Regions from separate parts of the Mus musculus genome. Here region 1 is linked to region 2. The links are chromatin loops, found by intact Hi-C in ENCODE. Cell type or tissue: heart. All regions are shown on one strand.

Evidence for each region. Hi-C counts contacts between places; a loop is a spot of excess contacts. Peaks named below come from ENCODE experiments on the same cell type or tissue, not always from the same donor. Only the 100,000 strongest peaks of a DNase experiment are listed, where the experiment ranks them.
Region 1: it touches region 2 in a loop (7-fold over the local background); 26 of 42 quality-filtered maps call a loop at or near these places.

What each region holds. Positions count from the first base shown.
Region 1 is chr5:122,054,765-122,062,764 of GRCm38, reverse strand. It overlaps Gm52786 (a long non-coding RNA gene), which reads left to right and starts at 7,649. Exons shown (of 3, transcript XR_003955780.1): 1 at 7,649-7,895. In heart, CTCF peaks have their summits at 3,226 (motif pointing right) and 4,926 (motif pointing right); a DNase peak (open chromatin) is centred at 3,214; H3K4me3 peaks cover 2,530 bases; H3K27ac peaks cover 3,611 bases.
Region 2 is chr5:121,942,451-121,950,450 of GRCm38, reverse strand. The region is part of intron 2 of Cux2 (cut-like homeobox 2); the gene reads left to right. Among named protein-coding and RNA genes, the nearest start is that of Gm52785, 79 kb to the right of the region's middle. In heart, CTCF peaks have their summits at 4,434 (motif pointing left) and 6,787 (motif pointing left); DNase peaks (open chromatin) are centred at 1,710 and 3,640; H3K4me3 peaks cover 1,523 bases; H3K27ac peaks cover 2,476 bases.

The sequences.
Region 1 (8,000 bases), 110 kb before region 2:
CAGTAAACCTGCTCCTCCCCCCTCCCCTGCCATCCTCCCTCCTCCGCTGTCCGTCCCCCCGCCCCCCAGCACTGAGCATCAAGGCGTCTAAATATAGACTGCAGTAAATCTTTCCTGTAAGGGCTTTGACCATTGTCTCCTCGTATCTCACTGGCTAGGAAGGCAGGAGGAAGGAAGGAAAAGAGAGAGACAGAGAAATAATACACAAAGTAACGAACTAACAGCCCCCGGTTAAAGGCGCTCGCTCCGAAGCCCGCCCCCTTTCTAGTTTAGGAGGGCAGGTATTGTGTGGGTCCCAGAGCCTGACTTAGTCACCTGACTTGGAGTCCTGGGAAAGCTTATAGAACTGGAAGGAGGGTCAGCATAGGCATGGACATCAGACAGTGAGACCCTTTCCTTCTCCAGGAGTGGGGCGGGGTGCCAGGTGGATGCTGAGTTATTTTGCTAAGCACTGGGGGACGCCATTTCTTGTGCACCTGAACTGTGTCCTGAGATTTAGACAACCCCGTGGAGAGACAGCTGGCATCCTGGCCTGTCCCTCATGTCCCCAGGAGTCAGTGGTGGTCCTGACTCTCCTCTTCCTCCATGCTTTTTTTGTCCCTCTCTTTGGGGCTCCTGGGGTGGCCACTGAAGTGTTACCTAAGAGTTCTGGGCACTTTCCCTCATTGAGACGAACAAGCCTGGGGAAGGGCAGAGGCGAAATGAGTAAGAGCAGTTGCTATGCAAGAAAGAGGACCCGAGTTTGGATCCCAGTGCCCACAGAGAAAGCTGGGCACCACTGTATGCACATCTGTAGAGCTGGCACTGCCGGAGTGGGAGGTGGGAGGATCTTTGGGGCTTCAGTCCAGGTTCAGCCTGAATGCTGTAAAGCTAAGAGGAGAAAACGGGACATCAGCCATCTTCCTTTGGTCTCCCGATGTGTATGTGCATCTGCACACAGACACACACACATGCACATACACATGCATGCGCACATGTACTCACATGTATATACATATGCATCTGTGGGCACACACAGTCACACATGTATTCACATGTACACACATACACACATATGCACGCATGTACCCACAAAAATACACACATGCATTTATGGGCACACAGAGACACACACGTATACCCAATGTGCACACATGGGCACACACATAAACACATATACAATTACACACATGCATGCACACATTTATGTATATGGGCATAGACATGAACACAGATGTATGCACACATGCACATATACATGCATACACATTACACAAACACATATGCATGCACACACACATCTATGGACATACACAGACATATGCACATATGTATCCTATGGAATGACAGACCACGTAGGACCTCCTTTCTGGAAGCCCTCCTCCCACTTCCCAGTTATGGCTGCTCACAAGATTGTGCCCAGCAAGGGACAGCTCTGTTTATCTGTGTGAGAAACGGGGCCTCTAAGGGGCTCAGGGCTGGAGAGCCCACCCAGAGCCACACAGTATTGTGACTTTGGATAGCTTTCCCCAAGAACCCGGAGACTGCAGAGCCCGGGTGGGGTCAAATAGGAGGGGAGGGCAGCCTGGGAATGTCAAGGGGTTGGGGGCGGGGCTCTTAGGGCAAGAGAGGAAGCTAACTCTACTGTCGTATTTCATTGGTTAGAGTAGGTCATGTGACCACAAGCTCACATGGCCATGAGAAGGTCACTTGGAGAAGTCGGGGGGGGGGGGGGGGGCGGGGCAGACTTGGGGATCACCCGAAGTGGGGTGGGCAACGTAGAGGAGGAGGCAGGGGTGAGGGGAAGGGAGTCATGGCCTTCCCCCACAGTATTCTGAAGAAAGAAGCTCAGGCCCAGAGAGGTTGCGAGTCTGCCCTGAGACTGAGCCGCCATGGATTCAGGATTCAAACTTGATTCAGCCATGCTAGGTAGTGAGTACCTTCTAAAGAGTTTGAAGAGGTGCTGTTTCCTAAGCCTGTATCTCTTTTACTGTTGTCTCTTGCCTGCGCCACCTCCTTCACCTGCAGTACTTAGTAGGTGTCCAACCAGCTGCCTTATTCACCCCCCACCCCAGGCTCTCTCAAGCCCTAGGGGGCCATTGTATTGCTACTTCTCCCCAGGGGTTGGAAGGAAGGGCTTGATTGTCAGGCACCCCAATCCATATCTAAATACAGATTTCGAACACTGAGGAGCCTTCTGGACCTCCTCTGGGGTACCTGAGACAGCTCAGTGGGGGAACTGGGACAAGGAGAGAGACAGCCAGCTCTGAACTGGCTTGCCTGGATTCATAATCCCCATCCAAAAGCCCTGGTCAGTGACAACTCTGCCTCAGTGTTTCCATCTGAGAAGTGGGTTCAATCCTTGTGGGGTCGTGAAGGTAGTGAGTTAGCTTGTACTTAGAGCAGTATCTGGGATCATAATTAATTCGAATTGTTGCTTCGGCTCCTGCGGGTCACTGACCTTCAAGCACCAAAGTCCAGATGGCAGCACCTGCTCGTTTGCGTTGGGCTCTGGACACTTTTCTCTCAGCCGTAGCACACCGAGGTTCTCATTGTGCAAATGGGGAAACCGAGGCTCCAGGAAGTGGGGTGAGTTCTTCAAGCCCACACCTAAGAAGTGGTCAAGCCAGGACTTGAATTGGATTTTGGAGCAGGACCCCTCTATTTTCAGTCCTTTTTAGGGTCACTCGGAGGCCATCCTGGACTGGTTTGGAGAAATAACCTGAATAGGAAGTGGGCGTGGCTTCCGTGCGATTCCGATTCACTCCTCCAACTGTCCCACGGGGGATTTAGACCCATTGTCGGGGGTCGGGGTGTGGGGGGGGAAGATGCTCAGAGATGTGGAGTCCCTTTTCTGGAACGCAGCTGGGAAGGGGTGGGGGCTGGGATCAACACCGTCCTTGAACTTGGGTCTGAGGCCAAGTGCCGCTCAGCTTCACCAGGAGCCGCAGCTGCTTTGCAGCCCGCGTCATGACGTCACATGCTTGCTCTAAATGCGTTTTTTTGTTTGTTTTGTTTTGTTTTGTTTTTTTTTTACTTAACCCAGACTGTCAGCCGGGCAGATGAGGTCACGGAAGAGTCGCCAGCTGTGCCTCCCGTCTGAGTTCTTTGGGTGCTGCTGCGTGGGGGGAGGGGGAAGGGAATAGAGCGAGGAGAGCCCCTGAACAAGGCAGAGGGTCCTCCAAATGTCCAGCAGCCTCTGGTCAAGGGGCCCTGCGTTGGCGTACAGTCGGCATTTACGCGAAGTGTCCACCAGGTGGGGCTTGTGCCCAAGCCAGGTGCTGTAAGTTCTGGGAGGGTTGCCTAGCTCCACAGAGGCGGGTAGACCCTGGGGTTAGGGGTGAGGAGGTGGGATGGAGTGGGGTGGGGTGGGGTGGGGGTACCACACGTGCCCTGTGTGCTTGCAAGGCTGCGGTACTCGGGTATGTCCCTGAGAAGCTGTCTCTGGCTCGTGTGTTAACTTGCGTGAAGAGTTATGCGCATGTGCGTGAAAACGTGCACCTTTTGTACGTGTGTGCAGAGCGGCCTAGACATGGTGCCTGTGGGCGCAGCTAACGCAAAGTGTGGGCCGCATCCCTGAGTGTTCGTGTCTCTGGGCTCATGTGTGTGCCTGTGTGTGCAGAGATGAGTGGAGAGGGTGTGGGTGTGTAGAGATCCAACATGAATCTAGCTCTTGAGTTCGATTGAGTCTCCCTCTTAGGTAGTTTGGAGGCCGGGGAATAGAAAGGCTGACCTTTTGGGACACCATCTGCATAAAAACATTGCACAGGTACCCCGAGTCAGGCACTGATGGGGGTGGGGGTTGACCTCTTCAGCCTTGCGTCTTCGAAGGTCTCTGGAGTGAAGGAGGGCTTCTAGAACCTTCTTTCAGGGTTTGTTGAGTCCCTTCAAGGGGAGCCGCAGACAAAGGATACAGAAAGGATTGGATTCCTAACCGGGACAGGGACAGTGTTCCAGGAAGGAGTCAGAGGTGTACCATGTGCAGAGAAAACAGAGGTCCCTGGGAGGCTGACGGGCTGTGACTCAGGAACTGGCTGTCTGGGTCACAGACATGTGTCCCTCCCACCTTTCATTCCATTGGTGGCCACAGCCTCAATGGCTTCTTTATCCCCTTCCCCCTGGCCCAAGGCTAGTGTGGCTGGGAGTGTGCCTCCTACCCAACTTCCAAATCATGCTCAGCTTCATCCTGATGAGCTAGCTGTGCCTGTCTCTCTGGGCCTCAGTTTGTTGACCTGGAAAATGGGCACAGCCGTGTCTGCTAATAAGGGGTCAAGGCAAATCCTGGTGCCACCTCCATGTGAAGCAGGCACAGGAGCCTGTAATGGTGATAACTTGAAGGTACAGAAACTAGGTGAGAGACATTCTTCTCATCTTAGTAAAGCAGTCACAGAATTCTCCCTTTTTTGTTTGATTCACGGCCGGTCCCCAGTTAAAGGTGAGCCCCCCCCCCCATATGCTTCAGGAGAGAGGACAGAGGGAATGAGGGAGACGGAGGAGCTGGGAAGACAGTGGAGAGAAGGCATGTGTGGTTGGAGAGAAATTAAGAAATAGAAATGAGAAGCTGGGAACAGTGGTGCTTGCCTGTCATCTCAGCACTCAGGAAGCTGAGGCAGGAGGATGACAAGTTTGAAGACAATTTGGAATACAGAGTGAGACTCTAACCCCTCCCCTCCTGAGACTGGAGTAGCTCCATGTTCCTCATCCCAGGGTTTCTTTGGGGATGGGTAGAGGTTTTCCTCAGAGGACAGGGCAGGTTCATGACCACCCTGCAGGCTGACGAGGGGTAGAGGCCACTCATGCCAGCGGCTAGTATCTTGGAGGCCGGGGCCTTGTGGGTGTCCTGTATTCCTCAGATGCTGTCTCTGTTTTTTGTTTTTGTTTTTTAATAGATTTACCCTTTTTATTTATGTGTATCGCTATGCACACATGTGTGCAGTACCCACCAAGTCCAGAAGAGGGCGACAGAACCCTAGAGTTGAATTTACAGGTTGTTATGTGCTGCCCAGAATGGGTGTTGGGAATCAAACCCTGGTCCCCTGGATAAGCAGTGAGTGCTCTTATCCACGGAGCCATCCCTTTAACCCCTTGATGGCTGTTTCTGAGGTCATCTGCTATAGTGTGTGGTTTGAATACTCAGGGACTTCAGTATGATATGGAGCCAGAGGGTACTTCTGAGACTGAAGTGGCCTCTGTGTACTTAAGAGCCCAGTTTAGTGACAGGTAGGCTCTTAGGAGGCTCAGTGAGCTGCCCCTCAAGATACTCTGGAAGCTGCCAGTGGCTATGTGGCATTTGGTCCTCAGGGTGCTCAATGGATGCCCAGTCCTAATTCTGATTACAAAGCAGAATTCTGGGCAGAATCCAGGATTCTTATGTTACAATGGCTACTACAACGTTGAAAACCAAAGAGCCTGAGGGTAGAGCTCTGGGGTAGCGTGCTTGCCTAGTGTGGGCGAGGCCCTAGGTTGGACCTCTGCGGTGCAGGTGCCATGCAGTGAAGATGGCTTCCTAAGGATATTCTCTCTGTTCTGCGCTAGTGGAAGAGACCAATAGTTTGAGCTTTAAACTCACTAATGTGAAGCTGGGCGTGCTGTCACAGGCCTGTCTTCTCAGTAGCAGGAAGGAGGGCCAGAATCAGGGCTAGCCTCAGCTACATGGAAGATTTGAGGCTAGCCTGGGCAATATGAGAGCCTGCCTCAAAATAAACGGATCAATTAAAGGGTAAAAGCAGACAGACCATGGCATGCTGAGGTCCCCTTGAAGCAGGTCCTGGTGTGTGGTGTGGGGTAGAGGTCTAATTGAGTTGGGTGTGTCTCATCCCACTCCCACTCCCCGAAACCCACTCCCACACTATGCAGTTAACCCAGCTTGCCCAGAATTCTCTGAGGTCCAAATCTGTCTTTTCCTTTCTGGTTTCTGGGACTGGCTTTTTCCATCTATTTGAGCGTGTCAACTCCGTGTGAGCGAATGAATCCTTCCCGGCTTCTCATTCTGTCCTTGTCCTTCCTCCTCCCCCTCTCTGTCATCCTGTCGGTGGTGACAGTCTTGCTATCTGATGGGAAAGTTCTCCCCAAGCCCAGCAGCCTTGAGAGACGGCCCAGCTGCTTTTAACCCTTGTGACTTCATAATAATTTAGAATGGCAGGTTTCAGGAGTAGCCCTAGCTGCTGTTTCAGTGGGAACAGCCTGAATTTATGGACACAGTTAAGAAGAAGAAGAAGAAGAAAGACGGTGTCCTGGCTGTGACCACAGCAGCTCCCTGCTTGGCTTTCTTATGGGCTGGGGCCAGCAGGCTGTGGCATGGGTACTGGGCAGGGTCGCCCAGAGAATGCAGACTCTCTTACTCTGACCACATGCAGATTCCTCATGACAAAACTAATTTATGCTTGATGTGTTAAAATTGCAGCTCCGCGTCTGAACACAGCACACTGGGCCCAAACAGTTCCACGTGTAAGAGGTTTATTGGGGGTCGGGGGGAGGTGGTGGCAGAGAAGGGGGAAAGAGAGAGAGGTAGGGGCATTCCCCACATATATATATATATATATGTGGAAAATGAGGTAAGGCAGGTAAAGGTGGGAGGTGAGCCAAGTGGATTCTGGGAACATGGTAGCTGTTGTCTTGGCAACAGGTCTGTAGGATCCGCCTATGTGATGTCACAGGTTTCGGAGGTCCTGATGCCAACATTGCTCATACAGAAGTAATTAATGAGGCTGGTGAGATGGCTCAGTTGGTAAAGGCCCTAGCTGCCAAGCTTGGTGACCTGAGACCCATCCCTGGGATCCACACGGTGGGAAGGGAGAACACAGTCCTGCAAATTGTCTATCTATCTATCTATCTATCTATCTATCTATCTATCTATCTATCTATCTAATTTATTTTATGTCCATCAGTGTTTTGCCTGTACGTATGTCTGTGTCGGGGGCGGGGGCGGGGATCTGATCCCCAGGAACTGAAGTAACAGACAGGTGTGAGCTGCCATGTGGTTGCTGGGATTTGAACTCAGGATTTATGGAAGAGCTGTCAGTGCTCTTAACCACCGAGCCATCTCTTCAGCCCTGCAAATTGTCTTCTGACCTCCACATGTGTGCTGTGGCACATGCCCACCCCTCCCCCAATAAGTAGATTGGTAGCAAGTTTTTTTTTTTTTTTCAAAATTTATTTTTGAGTGATTAAGGGCCGAGAGTGTAGCTCGGTAGCACATTGCTGGCCTATCATGTGGGAAGCACTGGGCGAGCTGGACTGGCTCCATGTGCCAGTGACAGGTCGTGTTTTAAAAAATATAGTGGATGGAGTCTGAGGTTGACTTCAATCCTCCACACGCTCATACCCACGTATGCGTGGGCCCTTGTGCATGCATATGCACACAAATTCAAAGAAACAAATGAGATGATGTGGAATTTAAGAAGCCACCATTTTTTTTTTTTTTTAAATGGCTGTTTGATGTCTTTTCCTTCGTGTCCCTCTGGGAATGTCCACAATCCTGCTCCAAACCCGCAGACGTCTAGCTGATCAGTGATATTTCACAGACATCTAAACACGGCCTCAGCACACAAATAAATTGCCTTTGCCTTCTTCCATGATGGAACAATACTCTTTTGTCCGCTCAGCCAGGATGTTTCGTTGGATGGGTGCGGGGAGACCAGTTCTCCATTCACTTGGACTTTGCTGTTTGTTACCGGTGGTCGAAAGAGTTCTGAAAATATAGGATGGAAAAATTCCAGATTGTATACCGGGCAGGCTCTTTTATATCAGAGGGCCATTATACTGACTGGCTCGTTATTTTATGACAGCTTTGGCTAAACTCGTCACGTCTAACAAACAAATTATGCTTTCTCATAGCTAAGTGTATTTGATCAGAGGTGTCTGGGATCCCCTGTGGGCCTCGGAAAGTGTCCCCTCACACCTAGGGCATGATATGGGTAGGGCAACGTTGAGGTCTTGTGTGCCTGTAAGAGGGGAAGCCACAAACCCCAGACCTGAACGGGACGCCTAGGAGCAGGTCTTGGAGCCAGTGAGGACGGGAG
Region 2 (8,000 bases):
CAGCAGAGGGCAAGGTGCAGCTGAGGGAAGCTGATAGGTACTGCCAGCCTTTCTGTTTACTACTGAGTGGGTGGCTCAAGGTCAGAACAGATTTGTGTGGAGGGCCCTGGCCAAGGGTCACAGTGGGTGCCCTAGGAGGGAGGGTGTGTATGTATGTGTGAATCCCTCTTTATTCAGAGCTATGCAGAAGCCCAGTAGGGGCTCCAAAAATGGAGAGACACTGCCCCTTAACAACCAACTCTGCCCCTCACAACTTAAAAACTACTCCCTCTGAGCTTCAGTGTCTCTGGGCCTGGAGAAGGGACATCATACCAATACCCAGTGTGGTGCAGAGGCTGGAAGATTAAATACGGACAGACATACAGACATACAGAATACAGACATACAGAATACGGACAGACAGATGTGCAAGGTACCCGGAGTGGAGACTTAGCCAGCCCTGAGCTTTGGTGTTCCCTGATCACGTGACCGTGGGACCATGCGACCGTGGGCCCAGGAAACTTCTCACTGTTTCCCCATCTGCATGGTGGCAATCCCAGGGCTTCATGGTGTCACTGGGTCCTAGCTCCACTGGGCTGAGTCACCTGTTAGTTGCCAGCTTGCCTGAAGACTCTGGTATTCTACTGTGTCCCAAGTGGAACCTGTCCCCTGCCATTTGTGTGGGAACAGGGGCCTCTGACCCAGAAGTCTTTGTCACCCACCTGGTTGTCAAAGGCAAAGAAGTTTCCTCCACTGTTCACAATGTGAGTAGCCTCTTCTTAAGCCAGTACCCTGGACCCAAGAGCTCCCTCTCTGTGCCCTGCAACCTATAGGCCTCTACCAAGAAGCCTTTATATCTAACATCTAGACTGTCCCCAGAGAAGAATTCCGGCCTTCACAAGAGACCATGTGACAGTTTATTTTGATTAATATCAGTGTGGAGAGGCAAAAGGAACACTGGCTCCAGTCTGCATGGCCCCACCATTTGATTCAGGAATGTTTATGCCAAAGGGGCAGGGTGGAGGGCGTTGCTGTGAGGGTCTGATGGGCCCCAGGGCCCTGCTTCCCTCCTTTCCCAGACCTCTCAGCTCCTGCCTGGAGGCTGTGATGTCCTTTTATGTATGTCGGGGATCACCTGGTCCTCACCCAGCTGCCAGAGTGTGTGTGGAAAGGAACAGAGACCAGGCCATCCCCCTGCCTCAGAGACGAGAGGCAGGTGGGTGAGGCTCTTCAACATTGTTGAGAGAAGATAGATGGCCTGGAACCCTCTCTGTAGAGATCACCTCTGGGCCCCACCTTGATGGGCACGCAAGAGGCCCTCCCCGTGCTTAGAAAGGAATAAACAGCGTTTAATGAAGTTACATTGTAACATAATGGGGATCATAAAACCACCGTCATCCTGCAGGGTCCCCGGACGGTCTTTATTATCGACTGTGCCGGAATCGGCTTTGCAGCGCTCAGGCTGCAGCTGTGAGAAGAATGCAAAAGTCTCCTTAAATTACCTGCTGGACGTAACCAGTGGAACATTCCATGGGCCCCCCCTCCCCACGTGCCCCGGGGATGCTGCCGTCGGGCGGCGGTCTGTCAGAGTCACTCACTGCAGCACAACAGATGTTCGCCCTGCTCCTCCATCCGCTGTTTGATGAGAAATTTACTGCTCTCCCGCTGGGCAGGCAGCCCCTCTCGGCGGCCTGGGCTATGAGACAGGCCAGCCGCTGGCTGCCGGCCAGGGCCAGGCTGTTTTGATGGAAGCCATGAAAAGCTCTGGCTTGGAAGGCGCCGGCGATAATGCACCGGCTAGACTCTCCTGATTGGCCGATCGATCGGCCTGATTTGATTTATTGATCAATCCCCTCAAATTTGGCGTCTGAGAAGCTGCAGTGATCTTTAACTGCGGTGAACGTCTCCGCCTGCCGGAGAATGAGCCCCCACTAAGGAATGTATGAAAGGAACCGGGGCTTATCTTAATCACACACCGGCCTGGTGCTGGCCGAGCCCCGCCGTGCGCCGCCCCATCGCCCGGGCAGCCCTGCGCTGATCTATAAATTGATGGAATTCAAAGCCTCCAGCATCGATTACCGTTATAACAAACAGCGGTGCGCAGAATGTCTGATTATTTTTAGACAAAGATTCTGTTCTCTCAGCAGCAATTTTGCTGAGCCTGTCACTGGCTCAGAAGTCTGTTGATTGCAATTAGATGCAAATACAAAAAAAAAAAATTAAACTCTGCAGCCTCTCTCCTGTTTCCAGTTATTAAATCTCTCTCTTTGTTTGCCGTTTCCTCATGATATCTACAGCTGGGTGAGATACTTGGTTGGCAGAACAAGATCCTTGGGATCCGATGAAGAAGTGGGGCGGGGGTGGGGATGCCCTGACCTGCATACTGGATAATTTCCATGGGGGTGGGGCGTGACTTATCTTGGGGGAGGGGAACCCACAGAAGGTGTGTAAGGATTTCCACTAAAAGAGTGCAAAGGTTCCAGGCAGAGTGATGCTTGCTTTTTGTCCCAGCACTCTGGAGGTAGAGGCTGGAGTTTAAGATCAGGAGTTTAAGGTCATCATTAGCCACATGGTAGAGTCAGGGCTAGCCTGGGAAACATGAGTCTTGGGGGATCAGAGAAGGGGGGAAGATGAAAGATAAAGGTATTTAAGGTAGTGCTTTGGAGGCAGACTGCTCACAAATTCAAGACCAGCCTGGACTGAGTAGTTAAATCCTGTGTCAAAAAAAAAAAAAAAAAAAAAAAAAAATGAAAACCAACACAAGAGGCTGCAGGTGTCTCAGTGGCCCCATGAGTAAAGAGGCTCTTAGTGTGTGCTCCTAGGTAAAACCCCAAACACAGCAGCATGTTTCTGGAATCCCAGTGCTTTGAGGTCAGATGTGTGCAAAGACAGGAAGAGGCACATCTGATAAAGATGGAAAGCAAACGAAGAAAATAACTAATGCCGACTCCTGTGTGCATGCACAGGCCCGCACACACGGGGGTGGGGGTGGCTGGGCTGGATGCAGAGGTGTTAAAACCCAGCTCAGGACATCAAGCGCAGACTCAGAGCCAGTTGAGCATCTCTGATGAGTGGGTGTGGTCTACCGGTTCTTCATGGCATCTGAGACCTTACCAGGTGTGCAGGCCCCATCCTGGGAACCCCTCAGCCTCGGAGGTGGGTGCCACTTGGAATAATGAGTTTCCACACAGGGACCACAGGTGGCACCCTTTCTGCACTGGCAGAACAAGCTTCAGGCAATTGTGGGTACAAGCAAAGTAGGTACCCCCTGTTGCCCAGCCTGGCGGCCAGCATCCTGGCTCTTGAAGAGCCCATCCGTCATCCTGGCATCCTCTGGTTGATCTGTGTTCTTGGAACCATTAGCCCCAGAGTCCTTGACAGGGGAATAGCTGTGAAGCTGAGCCCATCAGTGGGGCAGCAGAGACTGACAATTCATTATGCGGTTGGATGGAGAGAGGACTCAGGTGACAGTGCCAAGGCCTCTTGGTTCCCAAAAGCCAGCTCCACTCGGAATTGGCAGCCTTGGGCTAATTTTAGAACACTCGACATTGATAATACAGGAGGAGGGGCTGCGGCTTGGACTCTGGGATCAGATGGACTGGGCTCAGGAAGACATCAAGGCCAAGGACATCTCTTCCACTGCCCTGGAAGGATCCCACAGGAGAGCAGGTGGGGAGCCTGAAGGGTCACCATGGGACAGGTCAGAGGTCAAATACCTGCTCCTTGCATACCACCAGCTGCTGCAGATCCCAAGCCAGCAGCCTCCATGTACCTTCCTGTTCCTAGCTGCCCGGGTTCAGGAGACTGTTATACAGACACCAAGGGGCCTGCCCAAGGTTGCACAGTAAAGAAGTCCAAGAGTAAGCTGGGGTTTGGAGCTGAGGGTCTCATTTCACGGAGGAGAAAATGTCATCAGTGTTGAATGGATGGATGGACAGACAGAAGGATGGATGGATGGATGGATGGATGGATGGATGGATGGATGGATGAATAATGCAGGAGCCTCCTGTGAGGATCTGTCTGGGCTCCTGAATAGCCAAGGATAACCAGGCTGTCTTTCTGCACAGGCCTGGAGTGGGGAACCTGGTTCCTATTTATGGGCATTGAGAGAAACCAGTTTGGTCTCACTCAGAAGTTTCTGTGCAAGGACGCTCTGGGTACAAGGACGCTTCGGGGTGCTCTTCCAGGAGGCCCCTTGCACTAGGATATCCGGAAGCAGATGCTCTCATGGACCACCTGTCTGGGAACTACGCCGCTTTGGGCTGATGATCAGGGACACCAACTGCAAGGTCACATTGACCTTGGCTGGGACCCCAGGTTCACTCTGTTCTCCATGACCTCGGGTGCATAAGCAAACATCTGCAGTCCCCTCCTTGTCCTGGTGACTAAGGTCACAGGCAGCAGACATATCTATACATCCCTATGGTCAAGCCACGAACTCTGTTTGGTCTGCTGCCCCCTGGAGGACAGTTGTGGCTAACACAGGCATATGGCCTTGGGAACTCTCCAGACCAGGCCCAACAGGAGCCAAGTGACTCTCCAAAGTCACTGAGCTCACGGCCACCCAACCCGTTCTCTTTCTTGACAACCAAGGAAGATTGCCTTCTGGGCAGTGGTTTGTCTGTGTCTCTCCTCCGGCCCCTCTTCATTTCTCTGTCCTGACCCATTTGTAAGACAGGCCTCTGCGTGACTGTAAAGAGAGAGAACCCCTCACAGGTGGGGGCAGCAACAGCAAAAACAGGGTCTTTCGGGGAGGAGCCAGGAACAGCTGCCACACTGACAAGCAACCCTGTCTGTCCCCCACAAGCCCACGTTGGTGTCTTTTAAATACATCCATTTGCGAACACCTACAATGGATATCTAGGGGTTACCAGAGGCATATCAACAGAGCGGACGTTGACAGTGATGTGCGTGTCCCTGCATCGAGGATCAGAAACAACCTGTGTTCACGAAGAGGAAATCATAAATAACTTAAGTGTCCAGGAGTGGGGGGTTTAAAATGACCTACGAGAGGACTGGATAAATGGCTCGGTAGTTGAAGTGCTTTGGCGTGAAGGCCTGTATTCCCATACCGTGTGGAAGGCCAGGCATGGCTACACACTTATATATCCCAGCATGAGGGAGGCAATGGATTCCTTGTGCTCTTTGGTCAGACGTCTTAGACAAATCAATGTTCTAGGTTCCTGTGGGCGACTCTTTCTCTCTCCATGGGTATGATGCTTGAGATTGACCTCTGGTCTCCATACACGCAAACGTGTATGTACATACATGCTCACATCTGTACATACATGCACAATTCACACACACAAACATACACACTCTGGCAGAAACACAAAACTACAGCAAGAATAACCTCTTGTTTCCATGCGTGAAGGATTCAGACTAATCATGTGTCCGTGAAGATTGTCCGTGTGTGTTGGGGACTAACAGTGATCTACTGTCGGTTGGGAGAGCTGAGCTCATGGGTGAAGTCACATCCCCATAGAATGCCCTGTAGCTGTGAAAATGAGAGAGATGCCTTGCGTGTGAACGTGAAGGCTTAGGCGTGGTGAACCTGTGCAGACGGCTCACCGAGCAAGCAGACATGGGTGACACCCATTGCAGGAGCAAAGAGAGTTTTGCGGAGTGACTGGGGTGGCGTAGGCGTCTCTAAGTGGACATTGATGGTGACCACATCCAGGGAACGATACCCTGTGCTGAGTCCCTTCACTGTGTCAGTGACTGTCTTCACCGATGACTTCAGACAGACAAACAAAACACCAGGTTTTTACTCTTAGAAACCCATGCAGGGACATGAACGCAGATTCTTGGCATCAGATATGGGCACAGATACAGGCTACTACTTGTTGGCTGGGTGCCCTTGGCTCGGTGGTGGCATCGCGGTGCCTCCCTTGGCTGGCCTGGTCAGTGGCAGCCGTGAGCTGTGGTGGCTAATGTCTGCATAGCTGCTAGCCAAGTCCTGTCATGGCTGAGACCTCATCTTGGGAGAACGGCTGTCTTTTGGCAGCTCTAAGTCCAGAGCTCTTCCTGAAGAGGCACAGGTGGGTCCCCAAGTCCCTGGGAATCCCATACTTCCTTCTAAGCTCCCAGCCACGGGCTATCTGCAGAGTCCAGCTTCTGTCTCCTAAGAGAGGCCTGGGGCACGCAACAGGGCCCTGCTGTGCCCGCTGATGTGGTTGGAGCTAGACGGGCCCTGTCTTCCTGCAGCCTCTTGTCTTCTGTGTTCCCTGATTTCCTGGCTTCCTCCCAGAGATGCTGTCACAAGCCATCACTGCCCTTTACTCCCTTCCGTTGCTTTTCTCCCTTAGACCTGGTGTAGCCCGAACAGTGACAGGGCTTCCTGGAAGCTGTGACATTTGAGCAGAGCTCCCAAGTACAGCTGCACCGTGGGATGGTAGCCAGAGCGTACTGTGGAGAGAGGAGCATGTGAAAAGGTCCTGTGGTTGAGAGGAACAAGGGTGAGCTGAGCCTACTGCAGCCATAGGTGGAGGAGGAGGAGAATGGCACCACCGTTTGCCAGCTGCACATGGTGTGACCTTGTCACTCCGTGCCTCTCTGTAGGGCCAGAGTTAGGAACCAGGAGGGCTGCCTTGAGGTACAGATCACACGCAGTATCTGTGACTGGGCCTGATGTAGAGCCAGGCTGTCTAGGTCTCCCGTGACCTCTGACCTCCCTCGCCCTTCCTTGCTACTTCCTATTCCAGGCACTTCCTCAACCAAGTAGGCATGCTCTGCTGCCTCGGGGGACCTTTGCGTTCCCAGGACCTCTCAAAGTCTTCCCTCATAGCAGTACAGCAAAAGCCCCTTTTCCGTGAGTGCCCCCTAGTGGCTCTATGAAGAATTGCATCCCATCCCATCCCTGCCACCCTCCACCCCACGCCCCTACACACACCACCACTCCTGTTCCTTTCCACTGCTTGGTCTTCCTCTGCTGGTCTGCAGTTAAAAAGCACTTCAGTGGTTCCCATTGCCCTTGGAGATTGGGAAGGCACTAGGACATCCTTAGGGACCCCAGCCCTAAGAGGTTGCTTCAGGAGTGCTACGACGACCTTTACACTAGTCATATATCCTCCATTCCTTCATTCCCTCCTGAATGCCTGACTGAGATCTAGACTGAGTCATTCCTCGAACATGGCTCACAGAGGTGACGGTTTCTTCACGACACAGTGACCAGCTGGATTTGACTCATGACTGCTCTCCTGCTCTCCCTGTGTGATTGTCACTGTCCTCGATCCACTCACATTGGCTCCTGATAGCCTTAGCAGTCTCTCCAACTGAAGGACAGACCCAGTCCATTTCAAAGTCCCACTAAGACGTGGTGGACGAGGCCAGTGTCCTGAGCCCGTCGATGAGGCTTCAGGGTCTGCCCCCTGGGTCACCTGTGACACCTATGTCACCTGTCACATCCAAGTCTCTGTGTAGAAAAGAAAGCCAAGCATGCTGAGCCAGGTACAGCCTCCGAGTCCGCCTGAGTCTGGCGGTGCCTGCAGCCTCTGGTACCTGTCTATACATCATTAAAATGGGCTGAGACAGAGATAGAGTGGGACTGGCAGCAGAGAGGGACAGTAGCCATGAACCTTGAGCACTGGGCCTTGCATACAGGACCTGGTCAGCAAGAAGGGAGTCACCTCCCACTACTGTCATTGGGATCCCACTGGTACAGAGCCTGGGTCAGAGAGGGCCACTTCCCTCTCCCTTTCTCAAAGGAGGCTTGTAGGATCCCCAGATTCCCATCCTTAATGTGAGAGCTTAGAGGGGTTTGGTTTGGTTTGGTTTGGTTTGGTTTGGTTTGGTTTTTTTAAGACAGTTTCTCTGTGTAGCCCTGGCTGTCCTGGAACTCACTCTGTAGACCAGGCTGGCCTTGAACTCAGAAATCTGGCTGCCTTTACCTCCCGAGTGCTGGGATTAAAGGCGTGCGCCACCACCGCCCATCAGGAGCTGAGCTCTTGAAGGCTACTGTAATCAGAGAGCCCATCCATGTTACATGTGTGAAGCTTTTCAAACAGGAAACTAAGAGCTTT